Linked DNA regions of Mus musculus: region 2 is linked to region 1. The links are chromatin loops, found by intact Hi-C in ENCODE. Cell type or tissue: heart. All regions are shown on one strand. Each heading gives the region's core, and the rest is flanking DNA. Links, peaks and the distances in the headings are about the cores only. Region 1 holds the start of Strit1 (small transmembrane regulator of ion transport 1). Region 2 holds the start of Mme (membrane metallo endopeptidase).

The links. A loop is a pair of places that touch in the nucleus more often than their neighbours do. Peaks named below come from ENCODE experiments on the same cell type or tissue, not always from the same donor. Only the 100,000 strongest peaks of a DNase experiment are listed, where the experiment ranks them.
Region 2: a loop joins it to region 1, with 4 times the contacts of the local background. A loop is called at or near these places in 1 of 42 quality-filtered maps.

Annotation. Positions count from the first base shown.
Region 1 is chr3:63,478,911-63,489,343 of GRCm38, forward strand. It overlaps Strit1 (small transmembrane regulator of ion transport 1), which reads right to left and starts at 4,996. Exons shown (of 3, transcript NM_001369306.1): 1 at 4,905-4,996; 2 at 2,376-2,471; 3 at 2,185-2,283. The coding sequence starts at 4,917. The coding sequence ends at 2,380. In heart, for the core only: no CTCF peak of the experiment used is centred there; a DNase peak (open chromatin) is centred at 5,021.
Region 2 is chr3:63,291,798-63,302,230 of GRCm38, forward strand. Mme (membrane metallo endopeptidase) reads left to right here and starts at 3,414. Exons shown (of 23, transcript NM_001357335.1): 1 at 3,414-3,818; 2 at 8,328-8,497; 3 at 9,182-9,217. The coding sequence starts at 8,338. In heart, for the core only: CTCF peaks have their summits at 3,667 and 6,192; DNase peaks (open chromatin) are centred at 4,114 and 6,194; H3K4me3 peaks cover 1,881 bases; H3K27ac peaks cover 1,556 bases.

The DNA.
Region 1 (10,433 bases), core at 2,289-7,288:
TCTTTTCTTTCTTTTTTTATGTAAATAAATCTTTTAAAAGATTTATTTTCTTTTTTAGGTTATATTACTGTGGTTATTTGAATAATAATAGTTTTCATAGTCCCACAAATTTGAATGCTTGGTTACCTTGAAGTGGCACTATATAAAAAGATTAGAGGTTGTGACCTTGTTGGAGGAAATGTTTTTCTGGAGGTAGACTTTGAGGCTTTCAAAAGTCCAAGCCAGGTCCAGTGTCTTTTTCTTCCTGCTCCATGTGGCTCAGCAACTTCTTCATCACTATGCCTGCCTTCACGTTGCCATTCTCCCTGCTATGATGAGAATAGACTAAACCTCTAAAACTGTAAACCAGTCCCTGATGAAATGCTTTCTTTTATGAGAATTGCCTTAGACATAAAGGATAATCATGGTACAATCCACAAAGCCATAGAGGCTAAATAACAAAGAAGGCTCAAGAGGGAAATGTATGGATCTCCCTTGGCAGGGGAAATAGAATAGGCATTGCAGGTGAACTGGGGACAGGTGGGGACAGGAACAGGAGGGATCTATTTCAGAGAGGATGGATGGAAAGAGTACTGGGAGAGACCATTTGAATTGGGGGACAATTTGGGGGCAAGGTAGAAACCTCATGTAATAGAAACATCAGGAATCTATTATAGTGACCCTAGCTAAAACTCTCAGTAATGGCGTAAACAGAGCCTGAACTGGCCATCTCCTATAACCAGGTAAGACTTCCAGTGAAGGTTTGGGGACACCAACCCAGTCACTAAATCTTGGATCTACAGTTTATCCTTCAAGCGTGATGCTCTGGGGTAAAGGCAGAACAGAAATTGTGAGAATGGCTGACCAATGACTAGTCCATCTTGTCACCCTTGCCATAAGAGCAAGCCCATTCCTGACACTGCCTGGAGAACCAGAAACTAGATGGCCCAGACACCTGTGATAGAATCAAACACAACTGGAAAAAAAATGTCATTGCTATGGTGCCTAGTGATATTCTGCCTTATGGTATACTCATAGGTTGCTGCCTAACCCAATTGTAATCAGAGAGGTTTCATCTAGCAGTTGGTGGAAAAAGAGGCAGAAATTCAAAGTCAAACATTAGACAGAGTTCAGGGAATCCCACTGAAGCTGGGGAGGAAGGATTTTAGGAGACAAAGATGTTAAGGACACTACAAGAAAACCCATAGAATCAACAAACTTGGACTCATAAGAGCTTACTAAGACTGAACTGACAATCAGGAAGCCTGCATGAGTCTTTCATATATATGTTATAGTTGTGTAGCTTGCTGGTTTTATGGAACTCCTAGCAGAGGGAGTGGGAGCTGCTTCTGAGAATTTGGCCTACTTTTATAACTCTTGTCCATCTACAAGGTTGCCTTGTCTAGACTTAATAAGAGGAGAGTTGTCTAATCTTATTGAAATTTGATATGCTATGTTTGCTTGACATTTCTGGAAGGGAAATGGATGGGAAAGGGAATAGGGAATGTAGGGAGGGGGATGGAAGAATAGAGTGAAAACTGCTGCCCAGATGTAATATATAAGAGGGTAAATAAATAAATTCATAAGAAAAATAAAAGCAGTCCAGAATAAAACATAAAAGAGTTACTTTGGTCATGGTGTCTCTTTCTTCACAGCAGTAGAACACTAAGACAATTATCAGATTGATATGTTACTACATTACTTTTAGTTTGTCTTCATTTGAGAGGTAATTGATTTTTCTTTTCCAGTTATAAAATATTCATATTATCCTAAAAGTGAAAGACCGTAATACAAGGGACATACAAAAATATTTAGCTTCCACTGTCTGGCTGTGTGATAAATGTTTAATTGCATGCATATTGGTTAAACTCTTCCTTTTTATAACTGACATCTTAAATGTTTTATTATTATTTTATCTTACCTGCATGTGTATTTTGTTTGCATATATGTCTTTGCATCACTTGCTTGCCTGGGGTTCAAGGATGCTAGAAGAATGTGTTGGATTGCTTGGAAGTAGAGTAACAGACCTTGTGAGGTGCGACATGAATACTGGGAATTGAACCAAGGTCCTCTATAAAGCAGCCTGTGCTCTAAACTGCTGACCCATCTCTTCAGCTTATATGATTTTCTTCAATATTTTTAATCTGTAATTTTAAGCAAATTCTTAATGTATTCTCATGTAAAAAATTGTAGTTTCCAAAAGATAGGAAATACTACAGCTATTTAATACAAGACACCTTTAATAATCAGTTATATTCCTGTATTTTTATTCTTCTAAATGGTGTCAGATTGAAGTCTTCTTCCCTAAATGACAAAACATTTCATTAGTAAAACAGTGAAAGATCAATTCAAGGACAATTATGTTGTAAACAAACATCCATTATTAAGACACTTACTTTTCTAGAAGAAGACAATGTAAATAACGATGATGCAGCCTACAATCCATCCAACCAGGAGAAGAATGGGAACTATGAGGTGTGGTGATGTTGACTCTGCTTAGAAGCAATGAAAACAGATGCACTAGATCCTTTTGACATTCAACTTTACAAAGCAAAATAATAAATGATCTCTGGCGGAGGTGAGGAAAAGCATGCAACAATTGGACTCATACATAAGTGTTTTTGTCTTATTTTCTTCCGAAGGCAGCCTGCAAATGAATTATAAGCCCTGGATATTTGAAACAGATATTTGGGTTAAAACCAGAGTCGGCCTTTTATGTTCCATGACCTTGTGCAATTTTGAACTTGAAGCTTCCAGCTGGGTGGTAGAGTTTGTAGTTTCTCTGTCCTGGTTGCTTCCACAGTCAAATGATTCAGTGTGTGCAAAGCTTTGTAAACTTGAACCACGGTGCCTATGTTTAGTGTATACAGGACATACTCATGAGTTTGTTCAGTGATGGGCAGCTGTTTACACAGCAACAATCCAATATAACTGTGAGGTAGTTCCTACTAAACTGAATTACTTATAACATACAAGATTAGATTGTTTTGGAAATTATTCTTGATCTCAATAACTGACTTTAATCTTGAACTTCACGGGAAAAGGAAAACATCATTCCTTACATAATCACCATCAGAAAAAAATATTTCTTTAAAGTTAATTATTATCACCGCCAGCACTGAGCTTGGCTGTATGGGCAATAATAATCCAACACAGAGGAAAGACACTTGTGTAATGATTCTTGTACCTCCTGCTTGTGTCTAGTTTGTAAATTTATATTCATAGGTTACTATAATACAATAAACATGCATGCATATACCCCACCCAAAAGATTGAAAAAAACTCAGAAAGACATCTTATAGAATTAATGTCAGACTAAGACATACTCTTAATTGAAGAGCACAATGAGTTCCTATGCCATTAGCTAAGAAAGAGAATGGGTGTTCTTAACAAGTGCAGTCCCGTTACAATTTCCATCACTTCAAATGTGAAGGGTTGTTAATGCTATTAAAATAAAGTCACCGGGACATGTGGTACCTCTAAAATTAGAAGATACTTTCATAATAGCCAACTTTCTGAAGTTTAACTGAATCTTAATAGATTCAATGTTTTTGAAGTCTCTCTTATCTGAAAAAAAAAAATGGGATTCCCTTGCTTCTCCGAATTGTGCAGAATCCACCAAAGGGAGAAACCTCCTCCTCCTCCTTACCTGACGGTGCTGTTGCTTTAAGGGTAAAGCAAACATTATGAGACATACTTCACTCTCATTTGGGAGAAAGAATTTTTTGTGAATTAAGAGACCATTAGAGTGAAAGTACATGACAGTATTCTTTTTAATTATTCATGTAAGTGATATAGTACTTCTGTCAATTTCAATGAACTTGAAAATGCATAAACATTCCAATTAAGTATAAATGTTTAATGTATGTGTATTTTAATAAAATTTTATAGCACATGTTTTAATAAAATTTGCATGTCATTGAGCTCTAAAAGTAAATATCCCTTTATTTGTTATGCATTTTAAGACATTGTAACAGTCTGTGCATTTTAACCAAGTACAACTGCTTTGGTCATCTTTTTAGCACCAATATTTTTTTTCTACCATAAATTAAAACATCATTTGGAAATGCTAATACATGAAACTCAATGTACTTCCCAGGTTGCTTATATCAATGGCACAAATATCAATAAAACTTCTCTTTAAATGCAAGAGCTTTTTCAAAATGCTTTACTATTTGTCCAGTTCCAAGCTTATCAAACTGGCTACCACTGGAATTTCTCTTAGGGTCACTTCATTGTGGAGGAATACATGGACACATACTAATCCTCACAATCTCCATTTCCTTAGCTAGAAAACGGAGGTGGTAATATATGTAAGTCTCACAAGATTGTTGTCAGGATTGAAAGCTAAGATTTCCATGTATGTATTTTAAAACTGATTCTGACAAAGATATATTCAGTCTGTCGATTTTGTCATATTGGAATCAGTTATTTTATATAAGCATATAAATATGAAATAATGTTTAAGAATTAGAAAATTTAATTCAGATATGAGCATATCAGAGATGATTAAGCTCAATATTCTTATTTGACAGTCATAATATAGACTCAGAGCAGTGAGAGAGCCTCTCCAAACTCACACGGCCATCCTGCAGACCTGACAGAGCACTCAACTGTTCTTGCTTCTGGCCCAACAATTCCCAAGATCTCAGAGCTAGTTCAATACTGAGAAATAGTAGTTCACAATTCACTTTTCCAAAAAAGCGTGTATGAAATTATTATGTTTCACTGATCATTTCAAAATTATTCATCTTACAAACATGATCCAAAACTGCATATTTAATGCTTTTGCAGCCACATCAGAATATGTAGCTAATGGTTCTTTAACATAGATCCTACATTTCTCAGGGTCCAAATGCTAAAAAATAAAATTGACTAATCTGAAAGCTATTTTTGCCAAGAAACCTCTATACTTTTCAGCTTACCTTTCTCAGCCATTATTTCTATTGTTGGGTGGCTTAGTCAGGGCCAGGAGTCTTTCTTCCTTATTGTTATCCTGCACCTCTTTGAACTTTAAATAGAGAGATATCTGAAGAGTGTGGCAGCTGCTGCTCTCCTGCTGCCAATCGTCTACAGGGTGACAGGAGTCATTGGAAAGCACAACTCCTCTTTCTCCCATTTAACCTTTATTGTGGAGAAACAAGAGACTATGTATGTATATGACCTAAGCAAGTGAGCAAGCTGAGTTTTCCCAATGTACAGATACCCAGATTTTTATTTGCATAACATTTCATACAAGAACAGAATGTTCGATGAAAGGATATGCAAATTAAAATGAAATTGATAGTTTTCACCCTCCTAAGAGGGAGGGTGAAATATCAGTTAGATTTGCAGTTGGAGAGACTTGGGTTCAAATTACAACTTGCAGCTTCTGTAATGAAGTCCAAGCTCACTAGCCAGGGTACCAACTTGATTTCAGTGGCAACAGCATTATTTACTCTAATGGCTATTCTTGGTTGTCACACAAGCACGTTACAAAAAGAAGCTGCCCAAATGCCTATGGTTTCAACTCTTGTTATAATGTTGTCTGTTAACAAGCATATACCTATAGACTCATGGAGAATTCCTTATTTTTTATTGACTAAGAAGGGAAGACTAGGATCTGTTTTACTGATGGTTCTGTTGTTATGCAGATACCACCCTAAGTGGACAAATGCAACATTAAACCCCTTTCTGTGGTCACCCTAAAAGAAACCCACGAAGGGAAATCTTCACAGTGGACAGAACTTTGGGTAGTCTACATGGTCATACATTTTGTTTGTTAGGAGAAACAGACAGATGTGCAATTGTTCACTGATTCGTGGAATTTGGCAAATGGATTGGCTAGAGGGTCAGGGAATAGGAAAGAGAATGTTTGAAAATTTGGTGAGAACCACATCTGTGGAAGAAGTATGTGAATCCTTCTTTCCAAATGGGAAAAGGCTGTGAACGTGCTACTACCCCATGTAAGTGCTCATCAAAAGCTGACTTCGGTAGAGGAGAAATTCAATAATAAAGTATATAGAATGACTTATTCTATTGACTGTCAACCTCTTTCCTCACCTATTCCTGGCATTGGCCAATGGGCCCATGAGAAAAAATTGCCATGGTAGCAGAGATGTAGATAATAATACATAGTCTTCCAATCACCAAGCCTGAGCTGAGTGCCAGATCTACCAACAGCAGAGACAAAAATTAAGTCTCAAATACAGTACCACTGACCAGGATGACCAACCAGTGACCTGTTAAGAGGTTGACTATATTCAACCACTTCCTCCATGGAAAGTATAACTTTGTCCCTGATGTAGTAAATACTTATTCAGGTTATGGATTGCCTTTCCTGAATGTAACGCTTCTGCCAAGACTACCATCTATGGACTTACAGAAGGCCTTGTCCAACATTGTAGCTTTCTACACAGTATTGATTCTGACCAAGAAACTCACTTCATGAGTATGGAATCCACTGGTCTTACCTTGTTCCTCTCTATTCTGAAACAGCTGTGCAGATAGAAGTATGAAAAAGGCATTTTGAAAACACAATTATGGCATCAATTAGGTGTCAGCATCCTGGATGGCTGGGCTGGGGTTCTCCAGAAAGCAGCATATGCTTTGAGTCAGCCTTCAATATATGGTATAGTTTCTCCCATAGCCAGGATCCACGGGTCCAGGAATCAAGGAATAGAAAAGGAAATAGTTCCACTCACTATTCCCCCTAGTGACTAGGGAAACATTTGCTTCCTGTTCCCACTACCTTAAGTTCTGCTGGCCTATAACTTTTGGTTCCTGGAGGGCCACTCCTGCCAGGAGTGACAGCAAATGTTCCATTGAACCAGGAACTCAGACATCCCCCTGGCCACTTTGGGTTTCTTTTGCTTGCTTGTTTTGCTTTGTTTAGGTTTGGTTTTTTTGTTGTTGTTTTGTTTTTTATTGAATATTTTCTTTATTTACATTTCAAATGTTATCCCCTTTCCCAGTTTCCCTCCCTCCTGGAAACTCCCTATCCCATCCTCCCTCTCCCTGCTCTATGAGGGTGTTCCTCCACCAACCCAGCCAGTTCCACCTCCCTGTTCTCAATTCCCCTACACCAGGGCATCAATAGAGCCTTCATAGGACCAAGGCCCTCTCCTCTTATTGATGCAGGACAAGGCCATCCTCTGCTACATATGCATCTGGAGCCATGTGTGCTCCTTTGTTGATGGCTTAGTCCCTGGGAGTTCTGAAGGAGTCTGGTTGGTTGATATTGTTGTTCTTCCTAGGGGTTGCAAACCCCTTCAACTCCTTCAGTCCTTTCTCTAACTCCTCTATTGGGGACCCTGAGCTCAATCCGATGGTTGGCTGCAAACATCCACCTCTGTATTTGTAAGGCTCTGGCAGGGCCTCTCAGAAGACAGCCATATCAGGCTCCTTTCAGCATGCACTACTTGGCATCCACAATATAGTGTCTGGGTTTGGTAACTGTATGGGGTGTCTAATGCTTTAAGACAACAGACTGAGAAAAGAATAACAGTGATAGGAAGAATGGCTGATCCTGATTACTTGGGGGAAATTAGGTTGATGTGGAGACAATGGAAGTAAGAAAGATTATATCTGGAGTGCAGGAGATCTTTTAGGGCATTTCTTGGTGCTTCTATGTCCTGTTATTAAAGTCAATGGGAAACCACAAATGCCTAATCCAGACAGGATGGCAAACGGCACAGACACTTCAGAAATGAGGGTATGGGTAACTCCTCCAGGCAAAGAGTCAAGACCTGTTGAGTTTCTTGCTGAGGGAGGGGTAAAAATGGAATAGGCTGTAGAAGATAGTTTTAAATACCAGCTGAGGCCTCATAACCAGTTAGAGTAATGAGGATTATAGTTGATATGTGTGTTTATGTCATATTTTGTTAAGAATACAGTTGTATAGTTATTTGTGTTTTCTTTCCTCAATTTCTTTGGGTACAAAATCAACTAAGGGAATATCAGTGGTTATCATGTTTAACTTTGAGATATTAAAAGAATGTCTGTCAAGTAGCATTGCCACCTATTTTAAATTTATAATTTGCAGTTTATTTGTAGGGTGGTATTTGTGATTATATGTGCCAAAGTTATATCATGTTTAGACATTAAGACCTGGCTATTGTTTTCATATGGAAATTAATCATGATGCAAGGAGATATGATTGTGTGTTGAGTTGACAAGGGTTGGACTTGTGATAAATATTCTTATTTGTAAATTTTACTATATCTGGAATTAACTAAAGCCAAAAATTGAAAGCACGTTTGTAAGGGAGGGATTATTGCTGAAATTGAAGTAGGAAGATCCACTTCTAATCCAGAACTTTGAGGTAGGAAGACACAACACTTGAGATCTCGAGTTGAGAAGACAAAACTCCAGATCATATGTACTGGGAAAACTCCCTTCTAATCTGGGCCACACCTTTTGCTGGAAACTGATATGGAAGAAGGAAGATTTTGTTCTTTTGACTGCTTGCTCTCTCGATGTTAGCAAGTGTATGCTTCACTGGCATTAGAGCATACTTCCTCATGGTTCTAGCATATACTTAAAACCAGGTAAGACATCCAACACTGTGGACTGAGCATGACAGTAAGCACTGTTCTTCCATGACTTCTGCATCATTTCCTGTCTTCAGTATTCTTGCCTGTTTGAGTTCCTCTCCTGACTTCCTTCAGTGATGAACAGTGATATTGAAGTGTAAATCAAATAAACCCTTTTCTTCACAGCTTGCTTTTTGGTCATGGTGTTTCATTGCAGCAATAGAAACCCTGGGACACTTACCAAGGGAAATTGCTAAAAGTGAAATAAGAATACTAGGAAACATAAATCACCATTATTACTGATGCAAAAGAATAAATGAAATGGCTCCCTTTTCTTTGATCACCTCTAAAACCAGAAAATGTTCATCTAAATAAACTAGAATCTATAACACTAGATATAGATATTGCCTAGAATTTTCAGAGAACAGTCACAAGGTTGATTTTGTTAATGATGTATAAAATGGGGCATTTCACTTTCTGAAAGCCAACCTGGTTTATGTAATACTCGCCAGATGATCGTTGAGATTCTCATCAGGATGGCTTGAATTTTGAAGTCCAGATGGAAAGTTTTTGAAATGTAACCCTGTGGCTAATTTCTTCAAATTAGGAAAGTTTTCCAGTAAGAGACAGGTCTTTCCTGACCAAATCCATTTCCACAGAGCTTTGAGAATCCTGTTTCCTTAGAAATGACTGTTGAGGGCCCCCAATGGAGGAGCTAGAGAAAAGACTCAAGGAGCTAAAGGGGTTTGCAACCCTATAGGTGGAACAACAATATGAACTATCCAGTACTCCCCAGAGCTCGTGTCTCTAGCTGCATATGTATCAGAAGATGGCCTAGTTGTCCATCATTGGGAAGAGAGGCCTCTTGGTATTGCAAACTTTATATGCCCCAATACAGGGGAATGCCAGGACCAAGAAGTGGGAGTGGGTGGGTAGGGGAGTGGGTGGGTAGGGGAGTGGGTGGGTAGGGGAGTGGGTGGGGTAGTGTATGGGAGACTTTTGGGATAGCATTTGAAATGTAAATGAAGAAAATACCTAATAAAAAATAAAAAAAAAAAGAAATGACTGTTGAAAACATTGCTGGAAGTGTATCAATGGTTCTCCACTTATTAGAGAAGATGGCCTTGTATTCTCTGTGTACACACCAGAGACGGCTGATCCCTCTGTTCTCAGATTTCCTATGGGACCTCTGTCACATTTCACTCCTTGATGTTATATGAATCCAGACTTCTCCCACCCTGCCAAAAGTCCTGGCTACTCCAGAAGTTCAGATAGAAAAAGTATTAGTACAAGGTATACCTGGGCTGCACAGCAACACCTCACTTCAAAATAAAAGTATCAAAAGTCTGGGGATGTTAATCGGTGGTAAAGCAATTTCCTAACATAGACAAAGCCCTCCAAAGAAATAACCATTGTTACCTTAACCCAAAGAACACAGATAAACACCTGTGTAAGGGAAAGGCTGCATTTGTCTAAGCTAGATAAAAGGACATTGTGAATGTGTCCACCTTTTAAACACTGATTTCCGTTTTAATTATCATAGGCCTTTTTTTTTTTTTTTTTTTTTTTGGTATAAGACAGGCCATTATTATGCTCACTTTGGTAGAATATCTACTAAAATTAGAAAAACACATTGAAGACTAGCAAGAATGCTGTTCAAGGATGATGCATACTTTCAGAAACAGATCATGAAATTACCTGAACTTAATGTATTGAAAAATCTATTCAACAAAAGTATAGCAGAGAAGTCCTCAAAACTAGAGAAAGAACAAGGCATGCAAACACAAGAGGCATTTAGACTCCAAAAGGATGACCATGGAAGGACCTCTTTATTGTATACTGTAATCAAGATGGCAAAAATACAAAGAAAATAAATACTATAAAAGCTATGAGGTAAAAGCACCTTCATAGCTATAAAGACAAACACATAAAAATAATATA
Region 2 (10,433 bases), core at 3,602-8,601, 190 kb before region 1:
TTATCTCTCCTTTTAATTTGTCTTGTCTTGTCTTGTTTTGTTTTGTTTTTGAGACAGGTTCTCACTATAAACTATATGGACTATGTGGACCAGGTTGACTCTGGGCTCATAGAGCTCAGGCTGCCTCTGCCTCCAGAGTGCTGAGATCAAAGACATGAACCATAACTCCCCACAAGTTATATCTCTTTTAAACAAAGCCAGCTAAATTAATTTTAGTCCTTGTCTTCCAAATGGACACACTGTCCAATTACAGTTACAGCAATGGCTGTATTTATATTATTTTTATCACTGTATCTCTGCATTTTTTGTGTGCATTTTCTAACATGAATTTTTTCACTATATTCTTTTTTAGATTTACTTTTTATTTAATTTTAGTTTTTCATCTCTCCAAGACTTGGGCTTATGCAGTCTATTTTTACCCTTTTATGGCTCCATTAGTAATCTCTATTGTATAAATAATAAAGTCTAAATTTAATATCATTCTCTTCCATTCCAACAACAAAAGGACTTTAGGATCCTGTGGCTCGCACATCACTTTCCCAGTCTTACAGTGGTCCTTTCCGACACCCGTACATTTTACAGGTAGCTTCGCTCAGACTGACCTGTGCCTTCAGAGTGACTTGCATCTCTCTGCTTTTCTCAGCTTTACCGTCCCTTCTCCTGTATGAGATGCTCTATCATTTTGTTTCCATCAGAGCATACTCTTTCTAAGCATTTCTCCGAGAAAAAGTCAAATTCAGATTTGACTTGATCACAAATTGTTGCAGAAAATTTTGTTGCAAACTATAGTTTTGGGGAAAAAAATACTCCTACAGGTTGGCAACAATTTGAAAAGATTTACATTCTCTGGAAATGCTGAAGAAATACATGACTGGCAGTTAAGGTCTGTGCTCAGTGGGGGTGGGGTGGAAAATGGTGGGAGAGAGGGCTTTGTTTGTAGCTCCCCTTTGCATTCTCTACTGTCCAGCTTAATACAGGAATGCTTGGTGTGAGTTTTAACCTGGTTCCAAATGATGCTCCGTATGAGGTCCTCAGGTCATGCAAGCCCCATGAAAAGCTAATTCCAGGTCATTTAGGTCTGGCAAGCCCTCTGAGACATATAGATAGAGCACTTTCATCACACTCGATAGAGAACCTATCATTTTATCACACTCCCACACACCCTGCTGGGGTTCTGGCTTCCCTGGTTCTTTTGGCTTCTGAAATCTTCCTTCACACTGTCCTTAGTTTATTGGTGCAATTGCCCTGAATCTTCAAACATTGTTTATGCAGCATTTGTGTTACAGACAGGGGCTGTTTCTAAGGCTGCATGCAGCATATTGCCATAACAGATACACCCCACTACTGATAACTTGCAGAAGGCCATCAGGATTGCTACTTTCTCCCTCACCCTGATAACTGACCAAGCTGAAGGACCTTGGGCACTTTTGTCAGCTTTTGGTTTCTGTTTACTTACTAGAAGCACCTGAGAGCTCCTTTAAGACCCTTAAAAGAGAAATGATTTCAAAGTTGCATAACCTCCTCAGGGAAAAGACTTAGTATTCTTAACAAAACCTTTATGTTTCTAATGAACTTTAGTGAGATTAAGACTTGTATTAAAGCCGGACCTGGTGGCGCACACCTTTAATCCCAGTACTTGCAGGAGGACCAGGTCAGCCTGGTCTACAAAGTGAGTTCCAGGACAGCCAGGGCTATACAGAGAAACCCTGTCTCAAAAAAACCAAAAAGAAAAAAAAAAAAAAGAAAAAAAAAGGCTTGTATTAAACAAGGTATCTGCCCATACTGCTGCATGTCCAAAGCATAAGCTGAAAATCAAAGTCTGATGATGATTTCAGGGTTTTTACTTCCTTTTGACAAGCATTCTAAATTATTTTTCTAGCAAAATGTTCTTAACAGGAGTGAATATTTGAATTGACTCTCTATAAAAATTTCTCCGACTTGTAATGAGACTGAAATAAAACTATTACATTGTTCTTAACTAGTCTGAAAAGGTTTTTCATTAATGACTCTTTAATTGAGAAAAAAATCAATTTTCAGCTCAAGGTTGATAGCTGTAATAAATAATCGTAACCTAGTTTCTGTTGTTATCAAAACATTCTCCAGGGCTAAGAGTATTGCTCAATGGCTGCTCAAATACTTATCATGCTAAGGCGTTAAGGCCCCAGGTCAACCACCTCCTTTAGGTGAAAGAGATATTCTTGAATCTTGTGGATATGCTAGATAGCCTTAAAAGAGTAATATGTTTAAAACTTTAATGAAAATAAAACAAATCAAATGAGAAACGTTAAGTAGGCTATAGCCACACACATGAGCTTAATTTTTATTTCTAGTTGAAACGTGATTTTTTTTTTGTAATATTCTGACCAAACATTACTATACTAATCAGAAATGCATTAAACTTTTAATGCTAGTGGTTGAATATGGAAAGTTTGAGAACTAGTGCCCTCTCTCCCTTCCTCTCTCTCTCCCTATCTGTATCTATATATACATACACATATTTTCCCAACTCGTTTTATTGTAAAATTTAGATGTTTTGAAAATTTAAGTAAAATATAATAAAAACTAAGCACACCGGTGTTGGGGAGGAAAATCTAGCTTTCTTCCCAAGAGAATTTGAGTAACTCTCTCTTCTGTGCATTGATCCTCTGCAAAACAATCGGAGGCAAGATGACCTGGGTTCAAATTCCATTTGAGATGCTTCCCAGAGTGCTTGCCAAGCTGCCTATGCTTATCAGTGAGAGGTCACACATCTCTGTTAGTCTAGCCATGAGGACAAAGATGTGCTTGTAATACCCACAGAGGAAGAAAGAAGCGTGGGCACTTCCGTTTGAAGGTGTGCGTTGAACTTACGCACATCAATTGAGTTACTTTGTCTTGAAATGTCTTTCCATGATACTCATAATTTCACTAACATACATTTCCTGTTCTTGTCTTAGCTTTTTGTTTGTTTGTTTGTTTGTGTTTCTTTAACCATTAAAAAAAAGCATAAAGTTGGTTAGGGCAAAGGAGTAAGGCATTTTAATGCTCAAAGATCGTTTCAAGTTCAAGTCCTGTGAGCATGCTCGCACTTATGGAGCATGTGTGGTGTTCAAAACTTGTGATTCCAAACAGGAGAAGGATTAGTATTCCAACTCTATATGTACTTGACATTGAATGACTACATTGAAATCCTGGGGCAGGGGTGGGGGCGGGGCAGAAAAGTTTAGCCTTTCTGAGTTCTTTGGTTACAATAGCGGCTAAAGGTAATTTCCATGAAATACTTGCCTCTGCACAAAGACAAACTTCTATCTTTGACAAATTCAATGCCTTAAGTTTAAGAGAAAGAGACACACATAGACTGGGGGGGGGGGGAGGAGAGGAGGGAAGGATGAAGAAAAGAAGACATTGAAAAGAAGGGAAGGAGAGTGAAGGACGAGGGAAAACGGAGAGAGCAAGAGTATGTGAGAGAGAAGCATTCTGGTCTTAGTCAGTTAGAGAATGAGAGCCTGCAATCAGCACTACACAATCCCAGAGAGACAGTGTATTGTTGTCTTGAAAGCCACAAAGCTAAACAATTCCAAGAATGTCTGGCGAAGCCCTTTTGGGAAGGGCAAGGTGGGGGACGAACTGGGAGAGGGAGCCCCCTCCGCCCCTTTACACGGTGTGACAGGATTTGGGAGACCTGGCGGAAACCTTCAGGTCACCCAGGGAACTGCTCTCGCGGCTGGTCCTGTGCGGCGAGGCGGGGGGTGAGCGCGAGGCGCGCAGGGCGCGGAGATGTGCAAGTGGAGGAGCTGGACGGAGTGCAGGCGTAAGCTGCAGAGCGGCTAAGGCGAGGGGTGAGTCTCGGGGTGAGGGTCCAAGGAATGCGGGCTTCCCGGGCGCTCACCCGCCCGGAGCCCGAGTGGGGCCTGGAACCTCCCGGGACTCTGGCTTCGTCCCCCTCCGCGCGCTCGGCGCCGGGGCGCACCCTGGGGACCGCACAGAGCGGTGGGCGCTCGCCCGGGCTGGGGGCTACTTTGCCTGCGGCCGCCCTGGCCGGTGCGCTCATTGGTCGGGATGTGTCTGCTCAGTCGCCTCCAACTTCTCCCCAATCCCACTGGTGAGTCACCGGAGAGCGAACAACCGGGCACCGGGAGCGGGGCACCAGTGTCCCCGGGGCGCCGGGAGTCGGTGGGACGGGCAACAGGAGGACAGAGCGGGCGGGGGCCGGGACGCGCTAAGCAAGGGCAGAGGCCGAGGTCCCGCGCGCAGCGGGCTCCTGGTGCCTGGTCGCCGCGGGAGGAGGAGGCGTGTCCTGGGCGGGAGCCGCCACTGGGACCTGAGAATGTGGGGAGGGGAAGGGGCCGAGAAGGCGACCTGGAGGAGGACCCTGGGAGTGATGTCAGGTCACCTCCAGGTTCATTTTCATAGCTTCCTGCAGCCTCCGCCCAGGAGTTCTGTTTGGTGACCGAGAGCAGCGCTGCCAAATTGCACCGGGGTTCATTTGGGGGCTGGGAATTGGCCATTCCGCTGTACAGACACTGTTTTTATTTTAAAAAACAAGGTTTGTTTTCATTTTAGTTTCTATCGGATTCTCTCCTCAATTAACTCACTTTCCTAGTTTTAAATTTTCTTAACCTAAATGTCTTTTCACAATCCCACCTCTTCATCGTGCTTCGAACCTTGGCTTCCTATTATATAATTCATGCTTAAATCTGCCAAAGGGTTGGCTGGCGCGGGGTGGGGGTGTTCTTTAGTAGATGGAAGTTTTTAAAGACCCTTTCTTACTTAACCTATCCTGATCTATTTATACTCTTTAAAAATGAGAGTAACTATAAACCGGTATTCCTCTGAGCCTCTCGGTCAAGTCTATTCCATGCCCATAAGCGGCTCACATGGATTTTATTAAACTGAAAACTAGTAACTGACTTGCAGCGCCAGCTTTTGGAAGCTGCTCTGCTATCGGCAGATTGGCGCTGAGGGAGTGTAGCTGCACGCCCTTGGATTTTTTCTTCTTTCGTTCAAGCTCTCAAAAATATTTGTTGTGTTTTGGACTTGATTTTTTGTTGTTGTTGTTGTTGTTTTGTTTGTCTTGGGTTGTACTCTAGAGCAATGTGGATGGGACTTTTCATGTCAAAACTCACTTCAGGCCGGGGGAAATACCTACTAGTTAATGTGGCAGGATGGTGTGGGGGTGGGGGTGGGGGTCAAGCGGTCTTCTGAATACTACTACTTCAGCTTCCACAGACACAATCTAATTATGAAGCTGACTTCTTCCTACTCTGCCTTAATTTCCACTAATGCAAAACTGTAACTCCAAAGCACCACCACAGGGACTTACAGACGTGTATTGTTGCAGTATCACAATGTGCCCCGAGTATGAAAATTGCTTCGCTCCACCTTTCTCTTTAACCGATCAGTTATCTTCCAGGTTTCATAATTTGACGTTTGCTGATGCTGATGCTTTGAAATGTATCTTATACCCAAGCAAAAATAGCATTGCGTTCTTTTGCTGATGTTGCCAAGTTGAAGTTTGTGGAGTTTCTGTTTAGTCTGAACTCCAGATTCTGTGTTCTCTTATTGTCTGTGTTGGCATTTGTTTTTTTAGTTTAAGAGATTTAACAAATTTCCAGTTCAGGTGAAATATTTTAAGAACCTAGGTATGCGTTTGCTTATCCTATTGCAAGCATTGACTTTGTACTGTGTTTTGTATTCTGATTTGTCTGTCTCCGCATCACCGATCTTTTAAAGGTGTTTGGGTGTGGTTAGATTGGAGCTTTAGGTACCTGAAGATTTGTGATGTGTTCCATCTTGAGGTGTTCTGGCTTAGATATTCTTATTAAAAGATAATGAATCATCTATAATTAAGTGGAAATGAAGGACACAGATAATAAGGAGGTTACTATCGCAGCATTTCTGCTTTTGACCAATATCAAAAAAGTAGTACTAAGAGAAAAAAGGACTTCTAAAGAATTGAAAAATCTTTACAAGAAAGGTTGATGAACGAAATTTTGATTCAAAAATTATTTCCTTTGATACAGGTAAGAGGACTAAATAGTTTGCCTATAATATACTGTTTGTTTCCCTGTAGAGATTCCTACAGACTTAGATAGTTAAGTGTAAAGAATCCAGCTACCCTGTCATCCTGCTCAAGGATAAAGAGGGAATCAGGAAGCAGTAACCCAGAACTGAGAAATGCCCGCCTACCAGCTTTCCCTCACCAAGAAGCTTGGTGGCGCCAGAGAGCACTTTGACTTAAGCAGATCTGACCGCCAAGCTTGACTTTACAGACTCACTAGATCTGACTGAGGCTTCTAGAAAGGACAAAAACAAAAATAAACGACGACAACATCAACAAGAAGAAGACAAAACAAACATTAAAAGGCAGCTCTTTATTTAAACATTTAAAGGCAGTGGGAAATCCGCAAGCAGATGTGTTAATTCTCAAATTCTAGGGCTTCAGGAAATCTGTACTTTTGTGCTTACTTCTCTGTTAAGGGAGAAAGTATTAAATTTGTCCCTGTTTTCTCTTTACTCAGCCGCCACTACTATTAAAATAGCGGTATGATCAATGCAATTCTATGTCATTGCCCCGGGAGCCGTGAGGCTAAGCTAACATGAGTTATATAACCATTAAATAAGGCATTTCTATATTCGGGTACATTACAGTCTACTTTTATTGAACAGACACGGATTTCATTGTCCAGTAAAGTATTTTTATTTGATAGTCATTGCTTATGCCATGTAATCAGGAGGAAAAACTGCTTGAGACTTTGTATCCAGTTTTTTTTTTTTAATGACCATATGTGTTTTATTATTGATAAGTCACTAGAGAAAACAAATCTCTACTTCTCTGCTGAGTCTCAACGATAATTCAAATCTATAGTCATGTTTTACTTTGCCTAGTGCCTCAGTTTCCACAAATACATCCCTGAAGACTTGTAACTGTTCGGGGAAAGTCTTCATTGATGAGAACATTTCTGAGCAATTGCTTCAGCTAACAGCCATATTCTATGGTTAATTTATATTGAGCCCAAAACTGCGGACTTGTTGTTTAAGGTGTTCTTTCCTGAAGTCATACAGAAAGGTTGAAGCTGCTGCAAGCTTTGCTCAGCAATTTTTAAAGAACCATCTGGCCTCTAAAGAAACCATGGAATCTAATACTTGGCCTTATATAACCTTAGTTTTTCACCATAAATTTCTGCATGGATGTCTAAAGTAGCTTTTACTTTACATGGCACTGTTAGATTCAAAATTGTGGCCAAATGTTTCTTATGTAGCATTGCTTAGCTGTGTGAGCTTGAGCAAGCTCATTGAGTCCTCTGCTTTCCAACTTTCCAGAGGGTGGAACTGAGGTATTAACATTCACCCTGTAGAGATTAGGAGAGCGAATGCAGAAAACGTTAACAATTGTATCTAACATCTAGAAAGAACTCCAAAACCCCACTTAGAGTTAGAAGTACTAGTGTTTGGAATTGAGTATAACTTAAGTATATATTCTGCAAGTGATACTCTGACCTACAAAGGAGGATTTACATAATTATGTTTGTTTTCTCTTTCAATCACACAATAAATGCTGATGTGATTATTGTCTTTCACCCTGAAATAGAAGCCACTTTTTTGCCCATTCAGTGACCATCTTCAAAATGTTGTCTACCCATTCATAGATACCCTTATCTGCAGGGGAAGTAATTTTGAACGTTAAAAATACAAGTTGTTTTCAAAGTAAAATAAACTATTTTCAAGTGTTTATTCCTTTTGGTTCTTTATCTGTATTTGCATTTTATATTCCTGCTTAGTTAAAACTTTAAGGTATTAGTCATTGATTTTCTTTTAACTTGTAAAAGATACCATTGGAGCAAGATATAAAGTTAACCTTTACCAGTCTAAAGTTCACATGAGTGAGATTAAAACTTTATTAGTGATGGTTCAACAACTATTTTTGCATGGATATCAGGAGCAGTATGAGTATTTAAACAACTCTTTCTGAGATCTTCAGTGATAGATACATATGTCTATTCTTCCTTCAAATCTCATGCACTTGTGTGTGAGTGTGTGGGTATGTATTTTTAAAAACAAAAGAATAAAAAAGTTGATTGGGCCTGGGACCAATCAGATTCAGATGTGTGTATATTCTTTATATTTTTTGCTTCTATTCTCAATATTTTGACTTTAAGAAAACTGTGTTTTTTCTCATTTAAAATAAATCGACCTTTTATTTATCATATATATATGTATATATATATGTGTGTATGTATGTATATATACATATATACACACACACAGATGTGCTTTTTATGAAATGCATGCATATGTTTTTTTTTATCTATTTAAGATGGCTTTATATTTATATGTGTATTTTACAGATTTTAGGTGATGGGAAGATCAGAAAGTCAGATGGATATAACTGATATCAATGCTCCAAAGCCAAAGAAGAAACAGCGATGGACTCCCCTGGAGATCAGCCTCTCTGTGCTTGTCTTGCTCCTGACTATCATAGCGGTGACAATGATCGCTCTCTATGCAACCTATGATGGTGAGTGTCTTCCATGCCCACAAAGATACCAGTACAAAAGGGAACCAATCCTGTTTGGATGCTTTCACCGTTGATCTCAATACACTTGGATGATGCACGGATTCATTTAGAAGATCCGCATCCATATGTTAAAGTGATAACGTTAGAATAAAATACACTACCCATATGTTTGAACTAAGTTATTAATTGCCAAGCACAGTCGATATGTTCATGTTTTTGAGACTTGTGTAATTTTGTGTGATTAAAATATACACAGTTTTATGTCTAGCTTCAGTAATAGCCATTAATCAATTTCTGTTGTGTCACTGAAATTCTAAAAGGTTTCATGAGAGTCTAACAACTTGAATTTGAGTCTCAGATGTTTTTCACAATAAGGATTAGTAAAGATTGGCTCTTTAATGGGAAAACATGATTGCAGAATGATGAATGAAGCATTCAGCTATTTTAGTTTAATATTTCCAGAGTTTAGTTGATGAACATGGTACAACAGCATACTTTTTCTTTGTAACCATCCTTAAATTTAACATTTCACTTCAATTCTTTTACTTTTGAATTAGTAAAAAATAGTATATACTGTTTGGTATTACACTTATTTAATTGGCAGAATTCTTTTAATAACAAAAGGTAAAAATAACCTGGAAAATGTTATTATCAATACTTATAGATCTACTCTCTTTTTTCTAGATGGCATTTGCAAATCATCAGACTGCATAAAATCAGGTAGGAAACCTTTTTTTCACTTACTAGTTTGCAATTAATATATAACATTTAGTACACAATTGTTAACGGAGATGTCTACGTTTGCCCTGCCCATATGCATGCTTATTAAGCTTATGTGAACCAAAAAGCAAAATGTATTTAATAGTAAAATAATCAAGTGGAATATTTTGAGATGTGTCACCATTCTATGATGATAATAAGTTATATTTGGTTTTGTGGTACTTACTATGGACTTAGAGAGAGAAAGTGAACACTGGAACGGCGAGAATAAGAGTAAGTCATTAGAAGGCTGTGAATTAAGAAAAGAATGACATGCAGTTCGAGAGAGAAAGAGAGAGAGAGAGAGAGAGGGAGAGAGAGAGAGAGAGAGAGAGAGAGAGAGAGAGAAGTAAAGATGTGAGAAGGGCCTGAGAGTGAAGTAGGATTCAAGATTTCAAAAGTATAAAAAAGGGAAGTATAATCATCGAGGAGGTGAATGCAACTTGGTGATAGAATACTGGTGTATTTGGCATTCTTCCAGCCTTGGATTTACTCCATAACACACACACACACACACACACACACACACACACACACACACACACACACAGCATATTCTTGAGAAGCAATAAAATTAAAGAGGCACATTATAGAAATATTGTCTTGAATGGCTTAGTAACTGAGCAACAGCTGAAGGATGACTGTGAATGGGCTCAGTGAGAAGAGATCACGTGAGGGGGATAGCAAGGGAGAGACGCCATGGTCAGGCAGGCATGAGCTGCAGAGTTTGGTCTGTAGTGGAACCAAGTGGGATATGAATGAGTCAAAAGTAATGATATGCTGTATCCAAGGGACTGAGGAGGACAGTGTCAGCTATCACGCAAGTACAGAAGCATGGAGATGAATTATGATATGTGTGTTATAACCTAGGCATAACTAGCAGTTGAAAATGGACTGCAGGTTGGCAGAAATGGGGCCTGAGAAGTGGGAGTTTGGCTTTGGAACCTCCCAGTTTATGGGTAACAGTAGAAACTTAGGGACGATTTGAGTACCCAAAAGAAAAAAGAGAAGAGGGACAGAGGCTGAACTTAAGACTACATCATAATTAGACTAGGAGAAATAAAAGATAAGGAACAGAAACACATGCAGCTATTTAAGTCACTGCAATTACTGTATTGCAAGAAAACAAGAAGAGCTCTTGATCCTTCTACAAGGAGAAAATAGATGCATCTGGGTA